Regions from separate parts of the Mus musculus genome. Here region 1 is linked to region 2. The links are chromatin contacts, found by POLR2A ChIA-PET in ENCODE. All regions are on one chromosome and are shown on one strand. The core of a region is the stretch at or near the end of the contact, and the rest is flanking DNA. Distances in the headings are between cores, read along the strand shown.

Region 1 (3,834 bases), core at 245-2,744, 82 kb after region 2:
AAACACTGCTATGCAGCCAGGACTATACTTCAGACTGTGAGTACGATATGGCTTGGCGGGATGAAAGAAAAAGTGAAGCAATTCTAGTGAAGAGGAGAAATGGCCCTTCAAGTGATTTCCCTCCATGTAGACTAAGGATGTCTCCTGTCTTAGCACAGTGCTATGGGCCTCCAGCACTGTCATCTGACAGCTTATAAACTAAACCATGGGGGTTGATTTTAATTATCCTTCTAGTACACCTTTCTTCCACTTAAAATCTCCAGCCAGCTTCCTCTTCTCTGCAGACTCAAGCTAACACTCACCAGCACAGTATTTACACCACCATCCTAATTTAGTTCTGCCCATCAAGTCCATCCGCATTGCTGGGAGCATTCAGCCACACAAGCGTGAACATTTTTCATGACTTTATATCTGAGTATGTTTCTTTTACAGAGGTCTATATGTGTTCCCCTGTCACTGGATGTTCATCTATCTACTTAAGTTATTCATCAAACAGCTTTATGGAGATTCAAAGGTCCCTGCTGGTAATGTTTCTCTTTCCCCCCCCAGAACCTAAGGGTTACTACGCAAGCACTCTACCACTGAGCTATATCCCCAGCCCCATAACAGGGTTCTATTTAACTATGCCATTCCTTAAATCTCTTACAGGCTCACTGTTCTATATAGATAAGATCCTCACGGGATTGCTCTAAAACTAAATGTGCCACTTAAAGCTTAAGGAACACACATAAGATAACCCCTAGCACAATGTTTTCAGTATCAATAATGTGCTATTATTACTCAAAAGACCAGCTAGCAAGTTACTTTTATAGGTTTGCCTGAAACTCCTGTGACAGGGAGATAAAACATCTCCTTCATTTATTTTCCCCGCAGTACAGTATAAATACATCGTATTACACTGCTCGACTGTCTTCACTACACAATCTACTCCCCGATGCCAAGGGCCTTAAACAACCCATCTTCGTGTCAGGCGAGCATAAATCATTTGAGAGGGAGGGAGAAATTCAACTCCCTAGGGCCGGCACTTTAAAGTCTAAGCTGACCACCGTTACCCAATAACGTACAGCTGACATGACTTAATAACCGCAATAAAACCACGCTGAGGACGTCTGGGCTGAACTGTCAGTGCGGCTGATGGCCCTGAGCTCGAACTGCTTCATTTCGCATTTCGAATGCGGGACCATCACAGACCCCCGCACACTTCGGAGCGAGCGCCGAGAAGACCCGGGAGGCGCGGCGTGGAACCCCGGGGATCCGCATTCTCACATCCCCGCTCCAATCGCGCCAAGCGTCCATTCCTCCACCGAGGGCCAAATCCCTGGCCGCGGAGGCGGTTACGTCGCTAACAGGCGAGAGCCCCAGTCTCGGCCGAGGCGTCCCTACCAGGACTGACCTGTCCATGGCTTCAGCGGTCTCCGCCTAGAACCTTGCAACTCTTTGACTGCAGCCTGGCCGCCGCGTTTCAGCCTTCCCGCTCTCCGGAAGCACACCCTTCGACCCGGAAGCGCGGCCTGGCTAAGCCAGTCCCAGAGAAACAATGTTCCCGCTCGGCGCATGCGCGACTTTCGTCTCCAGCCGCAGGCTCAGTGGGCGCAGGCGCGGAAGTGTGCCAGGGAGTGACTGCGTGGCTGGGTGGTGCCGGCCAGGCAGGAAGGGGGCGGGGAAAGGGGCGGAGCTTGGGTATGTCGCCTGAGCCTGGCTTGTGGGCGTGGTCTGGGTGGGGCGTTGTTCTGGGAAGCCGGAAGTCTATAACCTGGACTTTAGGAATCTGTTGAAGAGTCTGCATTCAGCGTTCTTGTTTGCGGTTCAGCGCCACTTTACGGGATCTGGCCTGTCTCGGGGCGCTCACCTCTTTGAACTGTGGTGTAACCTCACTGGACGGGTTTTGAGGTTGTTTTCTCTCGTTATTTATTTCTCTTTTACGGAATCAGCCGTTTTTTAAGAAATCCAATAAAAAAAGCAAAGCATAAGAAAGCCACATGGGAGGCTGAGGCAGGAGGAAGAACCACGATTTTGAAGCAAGCCTGCACTAAGAAAGCCTGACGATAGTAATAATAGCAATTATTATTGTTGCTGTTATTATCATAAATTTTAAAAGTTTTGGGCGTGGGAATACTTACCTGTTCCAGTACCTCAAAAATGTTAGGTCTCAGGCCCTCCAAATATCTAGAAATGAGCTCTGGCTGAACCATTTCTGATTTCTGGCGGTTAGATAAACGCCAGCATTCCTCAGGAACTCCTGTAATGCGTTTTCCTTCGGTCTTCTTAGCTACTTGTCCCCACAATCCCGACTCTGCACTAATTTCTAGTCTCTGCTCTCTCATCTTGCACACAAAACTATCTTGAAGAGCTCCAACAGGCGCAGACATTGCAGACACATCACCAGCAGGTGTGGCCCTCTCCCTTCCCCTCTCCCTTGCTAAACCGTTAGATTACATTCCTAAACCTAGCCACCAAGGTCTCTTCCCTTATTTGGCCACATCCTTATGCCTGACTAAAACTCCGAGGTCCAACTATCAAAATTCACTAGCTGGCTAACATGTCCACTTAGGACTTACCAACTCATCCTAGCACAGCCTTCCCCCTTTCTCCTGCAGAGACACCTGCTGCCTTCTTTGGCCGATCCAGACGGAGGCAACACCTTCTGCTTGTCCGTCTTGGGTAATACATTTCCTTTGTGCTGAGCATTTGGTGTCTGGGTGTGTTCTGTCCTGACTCCCATCTCTTGCTGATGTAACTATTCTCTCCCATTCTCTAGCTTCCCCGGCCCTGGCCATGTCCAGCCTGTTTCTTTTTCTCTCCGCTCTGGGCACTTCCAGGTGCCTCTGGATCTTTTCTCTCTCTTACCCACATTAAAAACCTTATCCCTAACGGAGCAGTCACGGTGGCAGTTTCTTTACTGTGCCCGTCCCATGCACAGAGTAAGGTACAGACAGGAATCAGGGCCATGCTCAGGCCCTACTAAGTTAGAGGCCAGTACGAGTTTGTTGTTGTTTTGTTTGTTTCTTTGTTTTGATACCCAGTCTCAAAAGAAAAGAAAAAAGTAGTACTATAGTATCCCTTCTAATCCAGAGCTGTCTGAGTAAAAGGCAGTGCATCCAGCTGCCTGAAGAATTCAGTTGTTACTTTTTTGCTCCTCACTTTGAAAGCAGACACTGTTTATTAAGTAACCAGATTACAACCATAGTGTTAGAAGGGCCAGCCAGGGAGCAGCTTGCCCTGCAAACCTGATGATCTAGCTTCTGTCCCTGGACCCCTGGTAAATGTGGAAGGAGAAAACCAACCACAAAAAAAATTGTCTTCTAGTCTCAAAACTCAGCCCTACCTCCATGTATGCTACAATTACACACAAACACACAAGTGTACATACAAATACACACATGCACACATGGATGCCTGCACACGTACAACACATATGCCACACCACATACCCCACACACACGCACACCATGTCATACACATACACATATCACACCGAATATGTGCACACATACACCCACACATGCATGCACACATATCTGTGTGTGCATCACATCTATTAAATAACCCTGAGATATGATATTTCCTGTTTCAATTACTAAATAAAAATCCTTTGGTGTGGATGAACCCCCTGCATTTGGCCACAGCAAATTAGATTCACCAAGATAGAATCACTCATGAGGGCTGGAGAGACGGCTCAGTGGTTAAGAGCACTGACTGTTTTTCCAGAGGTCCTGAGAGGTCAATTCCCAGCAACCACATGGTGGCTCACAACCACCGGTAATGAAATCCGATGCCCTCTTCTGGTGTGTTTGAAGACAGCTACAGTGTACTCATATACACTATATATATAAC
Region 2 (3,643 bases), core at 20-2,519:
CACACTGTGCACTTCTAAAGCCTGCGTCAGGGGAAGGGCTGTGGAAATATAGGTCGCAGTGACCACTCTCTAATGCAATTGCAATCGAGAAAGTTAAGAGTTTGTAGGTAAATACTTAAAACGACTGTGCGATAATCCAGGTTTCAATTTTGTTTCCTCGATTACCTGGTAAAACAAGCTATATTTACACACTCGAGGCAGAAATACCAACCAGAGTCTCTTGTTCCGAAGCTGGAATCTGTGAGGTGCTTGCAGCACCCTCGGTAGACACAGACATGTTGGTATTGCACATTGGCCTACAAGTAGAAAAAAAACAACAACACACACGATAAAAACTTGAAATTATAAAACATCTACGAAAAGGGACAAATAGATACATGCATTTACGAAGGAGACAGAAAACGTCTTTCGGCAATAGCTCTCAAATGCAAAACGACGTCGGCGAGCTGTCCCTTACCTGGAGGCCCGCAGGAGAAGCGCGGTGATCCGAGAGGGTCCCCCAGGGGTGTCCGGTCGGTCTCCCGCTCGCCCAGCAGACGGCTGCGGAAACGGGGCAGCGTTTAAATAACCCCAGCTGGAGACATGTCAGGACTTAGCTCCTCCGACAGCCGACGCCGGACGTGTCCCAACTTGACCAGCCCCACAGGAAGAGCTGAGTCAACTCGGCCCAGCCCAGTCCCACCCGTCCCGGAAGCCGCATCCCGGCGAGTCCGGGACCAGGCACCTGTCACCTCCTGGACCCCAGCAACGAGCCCAGCGCGACCCCGGAGCGGGCCCCCCGCGCGCGGGGCCTGCTGGGAGACCCCCGCTCTTCCCTCCTCCCCCTCCCTCCGTCCCCTCCCGCGCATGCGCCGTGCTAACCGCGCCATCTCCCACCCCACCCCCCACTCCCACCCACACGCACACCCCCGGCCGCAGAATGACATCAGGGCCCAGCGCGGGCAAACGGTCGCCCAGCCTCGTGCCCCGCGACCCCACGAGCCGGCCCGGGTTACGAGTAGGCCCCGGAGGGCGCGGAAAAGAGGGAATGATCGGGACTCTCCGCCGCCCACGGAGCGGGTACCTGCTACTTCCCGCGCATCTTCCGACCCTTCACGGGGAGCGCGGAGGCCCCGCGGCCGGGGCCTGAGCGACCATGGTCGCTCCAGAGCTCGAGCGACGAGAAGGCGGCGGCTCCTCACCGGCCGCTCCTAGGCTACGCTGGCCCCGGAGGCCCCGTTAACAAAGCAGAGTTCTGTGACGAGCGCCCCCTACCGTCCGCGGAGAGAACGCCGGAAGCCACGGGCCATCCGGGCATCGGGGCGTGCGCGCGCGCACGCCCGACGCCGCCTCCTGGACCAATAGGAGGCGGGGGGCGGGGCTTAGCGGCCGCCCGGTGCCGGAGCGCGCAGGAGGTGGGGAGGGGCCGCGCGGTTGTGTTTACCGCTCGAAACCGCAATGGTCGCTAGGCAAGTTCCTATCCGACTGCTGCTGCTACCAAAAGAAAAGCAAGACTAACAGCTGGGTAGTATTTTTAAATCCATCCCGCCAGCAGCTGAAGTTGTATACAAATGAGTGATTTTTTTTTAAGACTTTAAAAATAGGCAAGGTGAGAGAGGGTGGAGTGGGACGGGGAGGAAATTGTGAGAAGGGGGTGTCCCAGAAGGGAACGGAGAGCGGGGTGGAAAGTGAATAAATAATAATGAATAAAAAATGAATAGCTCCATGGTCAAGAGTGCATACAGCTCCTTTTTAGGTTTTCAGTCACTCACGCCACACAAATTCTGTCATTGCAGGGTACTCAACACACTCTTCTGGTCTCCATGAGCAACCGCACCTGTGTGCACAGACATACACATAATTAAAGTTAAAATTAAAAAAAAAAATTCAAAGACTGTTAGGGTCCATGACACCTTGGGCTCATAGTATGTAAACGCAAAGAATGTTTTAATCTGCAGAAGTCAGCATTCTGGTGTCTCCTCTCCCCATTACTAAGATAGAGACACCCAAGTGAGTTTGCAGACCTGACATAAAGCATATTAGCGAATTCTGGGATAGGTGACCTCTATGTTAATCTATTGGGTCCATCTTTAGGGACATTCCATTCCCGGGGTGAGAGGGCTGGAAACTTTTGGCTGAGAAAGTCTGGAAACTGCTGCTGACCCATTGTCCTTGCCTCAGGCGGGGCAGCTTCTGAGGCCCGGACTTGCCCGGAATTGCCCAGTTCTTGGAAACAGAGATTTAGGCCTAGTCCCCTTAACTGCCAGTTTGAAACTTGTCATGAAATCAGCCTGGCCTTTTCAACACATACACTCCAGTGTTTACAAACTTTCTAATTGTTAGTCATCTTGAGGGCCCAAGATAGCATTATAAGGTATAGGAGTTTGGCCTGGACGCTGCTTTAGGCAGTGTGGACGCAGGTCAAAGAAAAGCATTGATAAGGCCAGATATAATGGTGTGCGTGTAATCCCAGGTACAGAGCAACAGCCGTCTGGGTCCACCTTTTAAGGTACATCTAAGAACGGAGGGTGTGTGGCACCGAGAAGGTCCTGCATTGTTCAGTCCTCGGTCCCCAAAGCAAAAGCCCCAGATCTTAAAGGACTTAAAACCAGGGGTGGTGGCACATTTGCACAGTCAAAGATAATCAGGAAGCTGAGGCAGGAGGATAGCTTGAGTTGAGCAATTTAAAGCTAATTTGAGTAACATTGATAACCTACCTAAAGGAGAAAGGTAATTTCGTTCTTTGGGGCTTGCCACTTCTTACTGACAGCCTTCATTTCCCCAACAGTTCGTGATTAAGGACTTTTCAGAAACCTTTCTCCCCTTAGGAATGGAGTGAATATTCATTTTAAATTTAATAACCTTCAGCCAGGCATGGTGGCATAGACCTTTGACCCCTGCAGTAGAGACGAAGAGACAAGTGAGTTCAAGATAGTGTGTCCACGAGTCCACACAGTGAGCTGCAGATCAGCCAGGGCTGCACACAGAGAACCTGTCTCACAGAACCCAAGCCTTGGGAGATGAAGTAGCCCAATTGGGCTTGTGTGCAGTTTCATGGGATTGGGGCATGAGCAGGATGGGGGGATGGGAGGACAGGGCAAAAGGCAAGCAGGCATGCACTCTTAGCTTAAAGCCCTGGGTTCCCTCCCCAGCACCTGTGGGAATGATGCTGCACTTGTGTAATCCCAGCACTTTGGAGGTGAAGACAGGAGGGTCAGAAGTTCAAAACCGGGCGTGATGCCGCACGCCTTTAATCCCAGCACTCGGGAGGCAGAGGCAGGTGGATTTCTGAGTTCGAGGCCAGCCTGGTCTACAGAGTGAGTTCCAGGACAGCCAGGGCTATACAGAGAAACCCTGTCTCGAAAAAACCAAAAAAAAAAAAAAAAAAAAAAAAAACAAGTTCAAAGTCATCCTTAGCTACAGTGAGATTGAGGCCAGCCAAGATAACGAGATCCTGATGAAAATAACTCCCCAGCATTATTACATTATTAGCCTCAGGAACTCCGTGTGGCTTTTTTTTTTTTTTCCAAGCTGGTCGAACTCAGAAATCTGCCTGCCTCTGCCTCCCAAATGCTGGGATTAAAGGCGTGCGGCACCACCACCCGACTTCCGTGTGGCTTTTAAATCATGCCTTTATCAAACCAAATACAGCTAGATTTCTGAT

The links. ChIA-PET counts read pairs that join two places held with the same protein, here RNA polymerase II (POLR2A).
Region 1: POLR2A ChIA-PET joins it to region 2 with 22 read pairs in embryonic stem cell. The contact joins the promoter of Nup107 here to the promoter of Mdm2 in region 2. POLR2A ChIA-PET finds 5 or more read pairs at or near these places in 4 of 5 experiments (Patski and embryonic stem cell).

Annotation. Positions count from the first base shown.
Region 1 is chr10:117,791,211-117,795,044 of GRCm38, forward strand. It overlaps Nup107 (nucleoporin 107), which reads right to left and starts at 1,495. Exons shown (of 28, transcript NM_134010.2): 1 at 1,394-1,495. The coding sequence starts at 1,401.
Region 2 is chr10:117,709,489-117,713,131 of GRCm38, forward strand. Mdm2 (transformed mouse 3T3 cell double minute 2) reads right to left here and starts at 1,270. Exons shown (of 12, transcript NM_010786.4): 1 at 1,064-1,270; 2 at 458-540; 3 at 212-296. The coding sequence starts at 292.